Regions from separate parts of the Homo sapiens genome. Here region 1 is linked to region 2. A link is a contact called in ENCODE Hi-C or POLR2A ChIA-PET data. All regions are on one chromosome and are shown on one strand. Each heading gives the region's core, a stretch centred on a gene start or an enhancer-like site at or near the end of the contact. The rest is flanking DNA. Distances are from core to core; before and after follow the strand shown.

Region 1 (6,518 bases), core at 3,033-5,532, 420 kb before region 2:
AGATAGTTTAGTACATGAATTTCACACAAAAATATTTAACAAAAAGATAGTGCTGATTTATTGTATTTCTGACAAGACAGTAGGAAAAAGATTATAGAATCATCTTACTCATTAAAATAGAATGCAGTGCAAAAATTCTAAACAAAATATAAGTAAGCCAAATCCAGCAAAATATAAGCAAACATAGAAAGCAAAGATTGCTTACCTTTAGAAATATGTATAAGTTTATCACATTGATAAATGAAAGAAAATAAAGCATACAGTTATCTCAAAAGATTCAGAATAATTACACAATGAAATTCAAAACCTATTTTATAATTTAAAAAACAAAAATCATTACAAGATAGCATACATAGGCCGGGCATGGTGGCTCACGCCTGTAATCCCAGCACTTTGGGAGGCCAAGGCAGGTGGATCACTTGAAGTCAGGCATTCGAGACCAGTCTGGCCCACATGCCGAAAACCTGTCTCTACTAAAAATGCAAAAATTAACCAGGCATGGTGTCGTGTGCCTGTAAGACCAAGGCATGAGAATTACTTGAACCTGGGAGGTGGAGGTTGCAGTGAGCCAAGATCGTGCCACTGCACTCCAGCCTGGTTGACAGAGCGAGATTCTATCTCAGAAAAAAACAAACAAACAAAACAAGGTAACATACATAAAAATTTTCTTACTTTGGTAAATGATATAAACAAAGCCTACACTGAACATTTTAATATAGTTAAAATGTCAAAAAGTTTTTTTTCTCTTTTCTCTCTCTCTTTTGTGTGTGTGTGTGTGGTGTGTGTGTGTGTGTGTGTGTGTGTAAGGTGTTTACTCTGTTACCCTGGCTCGAGTTCAGTGGCATGATCACAGCTTATTGCAGCCTCAACCTCCTCGGTGGAAATGATCCTCCCACTTCAGCCTCCTTCCTGAGTGGCTGGGACTACAGGCATGTGCTGCACACTCAGCTAATTAAAAAAAAATGGGGATGGGGTCTCATTATGTTGACATGGCTAGTCTCAAACTCTTGGGCTCAAGTGATCTTCCCATCTTGGCCTCCCGAAGTGCTAGGATCACAGTTGTGAACCAATATGTCCAGCTCTTAAAAAATAAGAATCAGACGAGGATACCCAGTCTCATTAAACCTTGTACTAGATACCTTTGTAAAATCGTAAAATAAGAAAATAAAACAAACACAGGTAAACGATATTTTTAAATTTTATATAAGATATATATCTCCATAGTTTACTATGGATCACATATAGACAATTTATTGTACTTAATAAATGAGGTCAGCAACATTGTTGTTTATGGTCAATGTATAAATGTCAATTCCTTTTCTATAACTCAGCAACAGATGGATAATATATCTAAAACTTTAGAATATACAATAAAAATATACACAAGGTATTCAGAAATGAATTATATAAAATACATGAATGACCTTGATGGTGAAAATTCAATAAACTTTTTAAAGGATTTCAGAGATTAAATAAAATGAAGAGACATATAATGTTCATGGATAAGATAAGCAATATATTAAAGTCATTTATATTTTTGAATATTATTAATATTTTAAATATTATTAAAGTCATATATTTTTCAAGTTGATCTTTAAGTTTAGAAATTTTGCCAATCATTAATTTGACCAGTTATTTCTAACATTTATATGGGAAGATTGTGTACTTGTAATAGGAATATTCTGAAGAGTATAAAAGTCAACAGTATGGATATTAAGAAATCATAAATTTATGCAACCAGGATATTGTACAGTTGGTTCAGGGATACATAATAGATAATGAGATCAGTGGAATTAGATAAAGCCAAAAAAACAGGCATTTCATATATAAAAACATGACTTAAGACAAATGTGAGGAAATAGTGGACTCAAATGAAAGGCCTAAACAATTGGTTGTATATGAAAAAATAAAATAAAATAGCATTCTTGATTTACACAAGGTGTAGGTAAAGGAGAATTTTTTTGTCCTTGAGCAGAGAAAGATTTTTTTTAATTAAAAACTTCTCGACTACTTTAAAAGTTAAAATGCTTGTGCAAAAAAAGAAAAATATTAAAATATGAGTTACAAGGTGGGATAGGATATTTGCAATGTATGCAACTCTCAACAGATGGTATAGATTATATCAGGAATACTTCAAAATCATTAAGAAAACTGTCCACTGTATAAATGGCAAGATAAACAAGTAATATGGAGAAAATTTATAGAAGTAAAGCCTCAATAGTCAAAAAATAAGAAATAGAATTTCACTAATAATCAGAAAAACCCAAATTACAATAACCATGAAGTAATTTTTGTGTCCATGAAATTAACAATATGTAATTGTACCAAAAAGGCTGTGTTATACCATGAGAATGTTAATTGCTACAATCAGGTGGAAAGACAAATTTAGAAACTCTCTAGTGCATTTGAGGATGGTAATATCCCCGCCATTCTTGCTGGATAGCTTGTAGATCTCTTGTATATTGAGATGTAGAAAATGTTCAAAGCAGCAATGTTTGTAAAACAAGAAATTTTAAAAGTTTTAAATGTTGACTCAAGAAAAAATATATTTTAAATCCACAAATATTATATAACAGATAAGTGAATTAACTAGAGTGACCTGTATCAACATGGATACACCTCAAAAACACATCTGAGAGAAAAAGGTGGCCGAGATCGCGCCACTGCACTCCAGCCTGGGCGACAGAGCGAGACTCCGTCTCAAAAAAAAAAAAAAAAATACATTGGTTTCATTCAGAAAGACGGGACAATTTAAATATTTTCTGATTGATAATTGGTTGAGTTTATCTGAAGACCTGGGATCAAAGGAAATGTTCAGGTTAAGATAAAGGATTGTGGAGACCAAGTTTTATTGTGCAGAGGAATCTCTCAGATAGCTGACTTCAGAGAGAGAGCAGGTTGTAAATTGTTTCTTATCAGACCTAAAAGGGTGCCTGGCTCTTAGTTGATTATCTTCTGGATCTAGAAAGAGAGGAAGGAAAACAAGGGGGAAAGGGGATTTTCTATACAATGTGGATTTTTCCCACAAGAGACTTTGCAGGTCAATTTCAAGGTAAGGCAAGGAAATATATTTGGGGGTTAAATATTTTTTGCTTGTCTTATAAAGTTATGCCAGAGTCAGATTGAAAAGTAAGTCATGATATATAGGGTCAAATAAAACCCATCTGATGAGAATTTATGGTTTGTAAGGCATGACTCCCCAGACTCCTTAGAAAGGAATTTGGGCAAGATTAAAAAAAAAAAATCAGAACTTAGTCCTCATACACCATCAACTTGCTGTTACTTAGCTATGATCAGTATTTAGCATTATATCCTTGTTCTTCTCAGGGTTCTTTTTAAAAAATTAGTTGCAGATCTTTGTTAAAAGGAGGCTTATTTTTCAAATTCTTGTATGTTGGGAAAAGAGGCAAGACAAATGTTTCTGAGATCTTAGAATGCATAGAAAATTTTACAAAAATCACAGTCTGTGTGCACTATAGTCTTGTGGTGCAATAGCACATATACAAAGACCTAATTAAAAAGAAAATCAGACCAGGCGCAGTGGCTCACGCCTGTAATCCTAGCACTCTGGGAGGCTGAGGGGTGGATCACTTGAGCCCAGGAGTTCAGGACCAGCCTGGACAACATGGTGAAACCTCCTCTCTACTAAAAATACAAAAATTAGTCTGGCATGGTGGCACTTGCCTGTAATCCCAGCTACTCGGGAGGCTGAGGCAGGAGAATTGCTTGAACCCAGGAGGTGGAGGTTGCAGTGAGCCGAGATTGCATCACTGCACTCTAGCCTGGGTGACAGAGCAAGACTCTCAAAAATAAAGAAAGAAAAGAAGGGAGGGAGGGAGGGAGGGAGCGAGGGACGGCAAGTGCAGCGGCTCATGCATATGTAATCCCAGCACTTTGGGAGGCCAAGACTGGCAGATCACTTGAGCTGAGGAGTTGGAGACCAGCCTGGACACCACAATGAAACCCAGTCTCTGCAAAAAATACAAAAATTTGCTGAGCGTGCTGGTGCATGCCTGTAGTCCTGGCTACTCAGGAGGCTGAGGTGGGAGAATCACTTGACTTGATGTCGAGGCTGCAGTGAGCTGAGATCGCACCACTCCTAGATGATAAGAGTGAGAGCCTGTCTCAAAACAAAGAAAAGAAAGAAAGAACGAAAGAGAAGAAAATACAGGTATTACGGCCTAGGTAAGTACGTACCCGTATGCTAAATTGTTTAGAAGATTATGTCAGATGAGTCACACCTTAGCTTGGTCCTGTGGAGCACGTATCATTATTAGTCATGTCACGTTTTACAGATGAGTAAACTAATGCAGTTATAATTTGTAGATATATGTAATCAACTAAGCAGCCAAACTAGGATTTGAAACCAGCTCCTTGCCTTCTTAGCCCACGTTCTTATCCTCTAACTAGCACCCAGCCACCAGGACTATTTTCCCCTGACCATGAAAGGCAAACAACTTTCCATTCAAAGAATACTTTATAATGACAAATGATGGGGAGTCAGTATCGCCCTAAGGTCTCCAAGCTGCATCAATAGCTATCAGTCACACATCAGATAAATAGATTTCAGAAGTTTTGTGTACAGTATGTTCTTGAATTTGGGCTTAAGCTCAGACTGACATATAGTATTTCATCACTAATGTGATCTCTTTCTTGCAGAGGGAACATTCTTTTTTTAAATTGTATTGCATAACTTGTTTGCTTCCTAGCAAAACAATTTTTGAATTTCTGTATAATTTCTGTTAAATCTATTTTTAAAGTTGAGGCTTAGGTCAAATGCAAATATGAATATAGATTTATCCAGCATGCATAATTTGTAGTCTGCATGGAACTGACTCATCTGTCTTCAGTATCTGGCAGTCACATGACTAGCTCTCCTGCTAAGAGTGACCTATTCATCCTTCAAATAAACATCCACAAGGGGAAGAAAAACAATATGTACAGTTCCAGAGAAGGAACAACATATTGTGCATGAGCTGATGTACTTGAGTCAGTTCTGCCAACAGTCTTTCAAATTAAGAGTTCCTCATTCAGAAAGCAGTCAGAAATGAAAAGAAATTCTAAATGTTAAGCAATCTAAAAACTTAAGATTATATTCTTTTTTTAAAATACAAGTGAATGACCAAATTAGTAAACAAGTTTCTTGAACATCTGCAGGATGATTTTGGCATATACGTGTTTCAAATAAATATAAAGTTCTATATTATATACAGACATATGCTTTTCTGTACTTACCCTAGTTTAATCTGGAAAAAAAATGTACTTCTGTATTATCTGTGTTCTGCTCAACCCAATCTGTAGTTGAGAAGACAGGAGATCTGTAGATGTATGCACAGGGCAAAATGTTTTAGATACTTCATGGTTTTTTCTATGAGAGGAGAAAACATCCCCACTATGTGAATGATTCTGCCAGTAATGTACATCCCCACCATTTAACAGATTTTTAAAATGCATATGTCATTTTCAGTAAAAAGAAATGTATACAGTAATACCAACTGCAGACTAAAATTGACTTTCTGGAAAAGTTTCACACATTTTCAGTATAAACTGATTAAAATCAGAAAGATGAACTAACATTCTGAAATAGTCATCTAGCTTTAAAATGATAAATTATTGACTATTTGCCTTTATATACTTTATATATATATACAATCATTTTAGGAGAGAACTTGAAGAAATGGTTTAAGAACATTAGGGAGTGAAATTGTACTATCTCTATATGTGAAAACCTCATCTATATAATGTGAAATGAGGTCTCATATTTATGTGGGTTTTCATCAATGAACCAAAGAAATATATTACATTACTGATAGAAAAGTGTGAAGAAAATGGTTTGGATGGAAGAACCTTATAGTAATGTTTGGGATTTAAAATATAGGGATTTAACAGTCTGTACACCTTTGAAAAATCATTTCTAAATTTTTATCATTGCAATTGAACACATTTATTTTAAGATTACATTAAACAATTTTTTATAAATGTAAAAAAATAAATTTAAAATGAAATTCCATACTGTTTTAAAGCAAGGTTGCCTCCAAATTCAGATCTCCTTCTGACCCAAGATTTCAGGAATAATATATTTTTTTTTTCCTAACATTCAGTTTTAGAAGTGGCCAGGACAGTTAATAAAAGATGGCATTACGGAATTATTGACATTTTCTTAGGTGTGATGATGGCACTGTACCTTTGGAAAAAGATTGCCCTCATTTTTTAGAAATGGATGCCGAGTGTTTTATGTGTCATGATATCTGCAACTTATTTTTATATTTACATAAAAATGATGCATAGGTTTATTTATAGACAATTATAAGGCAAGTAAACAAGATCTTAATAATTGTTAAATAAAAGTTGAAGGCACCTGGGTACTAATCTACTTTCAGCTTTTTTGTATTTAAAATAATTTTTAAAACAAGAACATGAAGGGAAAAATAAATTCAATTATAGCCTCCGCCTTCTGATGCTCATATTCCTTATTCTCATTTCCACTTAATTTTTCCCATATGAATTATCTACCATTT
Region 2 (6,185 bases), core at 2,460-4,959:
CAATTGGAAAAAAAATGCATGAAAATATGGGAAGGAAAAAGCTAATAAAGGGAGGCCCATGATGAAACAGGAAAGAATCACTCTGAAATAACACATGAAGAAAAGGAATTAAGCATAAGAAATAGGAATGGGACTAGAGTTTTCTGGGTGGTCTGGGCCTGAGTATGGAGGGGGAGATGGTGCTGTGATTAAATGCACCTGGTAAAGATGTGGAGAAATGGAAAGGCATAGCAACACAGGGAATTGAAGATAATACTTGTTCAATTAATAGATTTAATGAGTGAATGAATGAATGAAGGAATGAAATGCAATGAATTTGAACCAGAGATTTGGACACAACTAATGTTCCAGGTGAATGAATGAAGGACATTTTAGTCAAATGTAAGAATGAATGAATGCAAAGATGTAGAAGAGTGAAAGATCTTCCTTGTTTCTCTCCAGGAGTGCAAGGTGCAAAGTTGAGTGTAGTTTAGGGTGATGATTGAAATTAAGACTGACGAAGATCTCTAGAGATAGATTGTAAAAAGATTTGCATTTAGAAGTGGGGTGTACATATTTTTACTTTCATGAAAGAATCTTTAAGCAGGGGAAGGACTTTGTCAAATTTCTTTTTTAAGAACATAATACCAACAGCTCTGCAAGAACTGGTGAGTTTAGACGGAGAAAAAGTCTAGATTCCTAAGCATTTCTGAGATAAATTCTACATTTGATACCTAAAGAAATGTGTGTCATAAAGACAGAGATCAGTAGAGTATGACTATAACACAAGAGGGAGTTTTAGAAGGTATATGTTGAATCAAGACTTCCTCTAAAGCCCACTTGGATCCTCTGCTTAAGTAAAAATATGCTTATTTCAAACAGTCAATTTTAAAGGTAAAACCAGTGAGTGTATACCATGCACTTAAAATGATTTTGAAGATCTACGATATTCCAGACATTGTACAAAACACTAGAGATATGAATAAAGCTCAATGTTTGCTCTACGACATCTTCATAGCCCTCTAATAATAAATAACGTAGTCAATAAAGACAAACTGATGTGTGAAAGGCAATATTAGAAATATTCATATGGTAGTATGAAAACACAAAAATGAACACCCAACTTTTCTTATGTGCATAAAGAAAAGTTGCACAGAGCTGAATTTGAATAATAGCTCAGAGGATAAGCTATAGTTTTCATAGGAAGATAAAGGGAATGATAAGGGGAATAGCAGGGAGAGTATGCATCCCATTTGAACAACAAAATGCCTTCTTAGACCAGAGGGAGAAGCAAGCTTTAGGAGTGTTTATTTATGGAGGAGACTGTAAAGCTAGTAGATGTGGACAGTCTTGAATGCAATGTCACTGTCTTTTTTTTCTGTTGTTTCAGTCTGTACTGCTAAAACAAAATACCTGAAACTGGGAAACTGATAAATCACAGAAATTTCTTTTCTCACAGTTCTGGAAGAGGGGAAGTCCAAGGTCAAGGTGCTAGCAGATTTTGTGTCTGGTGAGAGCTGCTCTCTGCTGCCAAGATGGCATCTCTTGGTGAGTCCTCACAAGAAGGAAAAGAAAAGCACAAAAGAACACCTCCTTCAACTTTTTTTCTTCTTTTTTTTTTTTTTTTGAGATGGAGTTTTGCTCTTGTTTCCCAGGCTGGAGTGCAATGGCACCATGTTGGCTCACCACAACCTCTGCCTCCCAGGTTCAAGCGATTCTCCTGCCTCAACCTCCAGAGTAGCTGAGATTACAGGCATGCACTGCCATGCCTGGCTACTTCTGTATTTTTATTTATTTATTTATTTATTTATTTATTTATTTATTTATTTATTTGAGACAGAGCCTCACTCTGTCACCCAGGCTGGAGCGCAATGGCGCGATCTTGGCTCTCTGCAACCTCTGTTTCCTGGCTTCAAGCGATTCTCCTGCCTCAGCCTTCTGAGTAGCTGGGATTACAGGCGCCCACCATCACGCCTAGCTAATTTTTGTATTTTTAGTAGAGATGGGGTTTCCCCATGTTGGCCAGGCTGGTCTTGAACTCCTGACCTCAGGTGATCCACCCGCCTTGGCCTCCCAAAGTGCTGGGATTACAGGCATGAGCCACCGCGCCTGACCTACTTCTGTATTTTTAGTAGAGACAGGGTTTCTCCATGTTGGTCAGGCTGGTCTCGAACTCCTCACCTCAGGTGATCCACCCGCCTCGGACTCCCAAAGTGCTAGGATTACAGGTGTGCTACTGAGCCCGGCCCCTTCAACTTCTTTTATAAGGCATCACAAGGTTTCTAATCCCATTCATGAGGGATCCACACTCATGACAACTACCTCCTAAATGTCCCACGTCTTTACATATGATCAGAGTGGCAATTAAGTTTCTATGTATAAATGCTGGGAATGCATTTAGACCATAGCACCTATGAGGATTATGATGACGATACTAATGATGGGGATCATGATTGAGATGACTATAATGAATATTTATTAAGTACTTACTATGGCCAACAGTTATTGCACTACACATTTATAGAAAGTCATTCATGTCTTTCCCTTGGGCAGCCTGTAAGTTCAATATTAACACCATTTTACAGGTAAGGAAGATGAGGCACAGAGAGGTTGAATAAATGGGCCAAATTCATCAACTGCTAAGTGGAAGAGCCAGCACTTGAAGCCAGACTGTCTGCCTCTGTAACATTAAACACTCAATCAGACTGACCCTGATGGATATGGGGAAGATTTTAAGTGTTTAATGCAGAATGATGACATAAATGACTTGCTTATTTAGAACAGTAACTCTGCAGTTGAAAGGATGAATTAAATGTTGGGAAGTGGTTATTAAAATGCTGTTGCAGTGGTCCAGGTAGCCAAATATAAGAACATCACTATGGTTATTGTAGTGAGGATACATAAATAAAGGACAGATTGGAGACTTCTTGAGCAACCAGAATTGGCAGAACCTGTTGATGGATTGGGGTAATTAACATTAGGGCACACACAAAAAAAGGAAGGTAACATTTCATCTCCAAACTAGAAAAAGATAGATATGATTTAGTTGGGAAGATGAAGAACTTTGAGCATATTACCTGCAAGATACTCAAACAAAACTCAGTAGGACACAATTATACTTGCAGGGTGAATCTCAAGAGGAAAAGGATTTAAGTGCAGATGTGGTAGCCATCAGAGGAAAGAAGTTATTTTAAGATATGAGTGTGGATATCGTTTTATAAAGAAGGGTGAAGAATGACAAGAGAAAAGGGTTACATACAGACGATCTGTGGAGCAGCTGACTAAGTGATGTGCAAATTAGACTGGCAAGGAAAGACAAGAGTTAGAAAGAAAACCAGAGGAAAGAGATGCCCCAGAAACAAGAGAGAAGCAGGAAAATATTACATTATCACTAAGTCTAAGGTTTTAGGGCTCCTCAAGAGTATCCTTTGGAATTGATCATAATGATGCCCCCAGTGATCCTAAGGAATGCCCTGAAATGCGGTAGCTGGAGCTAGTCCCAATCGCAAGGCACTAAATTTTCTTCCATGAGCAGTTCAGTGCTAGTGACGAAGGGAGCGCCTGACTGATGCACAAAGATGACAGCTATGTGGCCAAGAGACCAAGACTATGAGAAAATGTTCCATTCTGGCCCTGCCCCCAGATGGAGCTGTATGCTCATCAGTGGAGCGATAAAATGCCATGGCCTGGGAGGCGGGGGAGGAAAAGTTCTCTGTAACTCTTACCATTCAAAAGTTTGTCAAGGCATCATTTTTCTTCAGAAGCAGAGAAGTCTGTCCCCTGTTGTTACTTGACAAGTATTAACTAAAAGCCTACTCTGTGCCTTAGGCTGGGAAATACCTTCCTACTATACTTAGAGTAAGAAGAAGAGGAAGATTCTCAGAAGGTATTTACAACTTACTCAGTAACTTCCCAGATTTAAATTACTTAGAAAAAGCAATATCAAGTCTGTAATCTAATATGTAATTGATACAGGATACACAACTTCAGGGGAATTGTGATGTCCTGAAATATTCTTTCAAATGCAACAGAAGGCACGAAGTATAATTATAAAATGACACTGGTTTCTACAAATCAAAGGAAAAATTGGTCTTTGTTCAAGGTCACACATTACATTCAATTAGATGTTTGTATTTAGGAGGCTATCCCGACCCACACATGCTTTCAGCTTACAGACCCACACATGTGCAAAGAAACACAGAACTCAAAAAATCATAAAAATCATAATGTATAAATTTTTCAGAGCTATTAATTTTTCATATGAAATTTTAATCCATTTCTTTTATAACCGGTAGTATTAGATCTCATATTTCTGTTTCATTCCCTTTCCTCACTTTGAAGCAGTTGATATATTTACATGAAAATGACCTCTTTGTTCTTTAGAAAATCATCTCAGGCTTATTCTCTACCCAGAATTACAATAATCCTATATTTGTGACATCTTAATCACCTCCACAGCAACCGATTGTGAGGTTAGAAACAGAGGATTAAAACTTCAAGTGGAAAATAAGAAGCAGGAATTGATGAGTTCTTAACAAACCAAGATTTTTTTTTTCTTCAAAATAAATTACTCCAAGGAACAAGAAAGGATTTTCAAACGAGGACTATGAAGAATATAGAGAAATACAGCAGAGCTGTTTATCAAAGTTTTCCTTGGTATGTCAGCAGGTCCTTTGGAACTGACAGTGCTGATCTAAACATTTCAATAATAATAGAAGTGTTAACAGTGATAGGAACAAATAATATTAAACACTGTCAACTGCAGCATTTCATTTTCACTGGCCTGACAACCACTGCTGCAAAAAATGAAATGAGGAGAAAGAGACTTAACTGTTGAGTCATTGCAAATAAGACTCTATTAACAATACTAGCAATGGGAACAAGGGTATTAAAATGAAAGAAAGCAAGAAAAAAATGAAAGAAAAAGAGAAAGGAGAGAGCAAGAGCGGGGGAGGAGAAAGAAGGAGAGAGGGAGGGAGAAAAAAAGGAACTCAAGCCTGACTCCTGTCTTTAATAGTGAGTGCAAGTTTTGGGTTTCTTTTTGTTTATATTTTTACAGGATACATAGAAACAAATATGTAATAAATAAAAATGGAAGTGTGTCATATTATTGAAAAATAAAACCTGCCTAAAAATATGTAGGAAACTGATGTTGATTCTTTAATGTTGGCCCCATCTCCACCTCACCACCGTGAACCAAAATAACAATCTACTTATTGAAGAGGACATGTCACCTTTGAACTAAATATCTCGGTCTTGTCTTAGTGGAACATGGCATCACTTACACAAACTTAACATAAATGCCTGTTCAAGAACAACGTATTTGAACATTAAATATTTCAGTAACTTGTAATGTTATAATGAATGGTAATAAGCATTATGAATATGAATAGTAGTAATATCTGTTAATAGTTAAATTTGAATATTCATTTTGATATATCTTTATTGTATTTCACAATAAACTTAAAGTAAGACATAAAAACATATGTAACACATAGAATTAAAAATATGTTGCCAAATACATGGATATAAAGTTTTCACTGACTTCCCAATGGGATAGTCAATAGTTAATAAACATTTTGAGCCAATTTCAAAAATTTTATATGTAATTAAGATTATTAATTTAGGTACATGCACCTATTTATAATAATGGACTGAGAAATATTCTAGTGATTCAAGCGTTATCTTTTCCACTCTTCACATGTCAAAAATTATATCTTTAAATTGTCGTGTGTGCAATCACCATCCTCCTAGACAACATCTGTTATCTAAGAGAAGCATGGATGTGCATTTGCTATTCATGCTAACAGGCAGCACTTGTTGAATTCAAGTGTAATGTTCTCATAGAAATTTTAATCTCGCCACAAAGATGTTACTATGAACATTACAACAGCTTTAAAAACATCCTCTAGGTTGGATATTTTTATTAAAGGTCTAAACTCCTCTACTTAAAAAAAATGGATACTTTCATATTATCTTGAAATCATATACAACTACTTTCAATTGAATTAACTTATGACTAATATACCTTACACAAACATCAAATTATTCTAAATATTAAAATAAGTAGAGTGATGTGAGATTTTGTTTTTAGGGACTTAAATTAAGGACAATGTTTTCTTTTCTGAAACTTGTCTTTGCAAAAGAAAATTTCTGGTTTATATGGTTAGAAAATTTGAGAGACATACAAATGGAAAAATATGTGA

Evidence for each region. Hi-C counts contacts between places; a loop is a spot of excess contacts on that map. ChIA-PET counts read pairs that join two places held with the same protein, here RNA polymerase II (POLR2A). Pooled maps may share reads with other maps.
Region 1: a loop to region 2 is called in a pooled map of posterior vena cava, with 2.9 times the contacts of the local background. The contact joins two enhancer-like sites. A Hi-C loop is called at or near these places in 1 of 168 maps with a recorded cell type or tissue (endothelial cell of umbilical vein) and 1 of 50 pooled maps. POLR2A ChIA-PET finds 5 or more read pairs at or near these places in 1 of 52 experiments (activated T-cell).

Annotation. Positions count from the first base shown.
Region 1 is chr6:140,856,340-140,862,857 of GRCh38, reverse strand. The region is part of intron 1 of LOC102723724 (a long non-coding RNA gene); the gene reads left to right. Among named protein-coding and RNA genes, the nearest start is that of MIR4465, 180 kb to the right of the region's middle. Within about 2 kb of position 4,282, at least 3 of the 41 ENCODE cell types and tissues checked have a DNase peak (open chromatin) inside an H3K27ac peak, as active enhancers do.
Region 2 is chr6:140,438,920-140,445,104 of GRCh38, reverse strand. No RefSeq gene overlaps it. Among named protein-coding and RNA genes, the nearest start is that of MIR3668, 240 kb to the right of the region's middle. Within about 2 kb of position 3,709, at least 5 of the 41 ENCODE cell types and tissues checked have a DNase peak (open chromatin) inside an H3K27ac peak, as active enhancers do.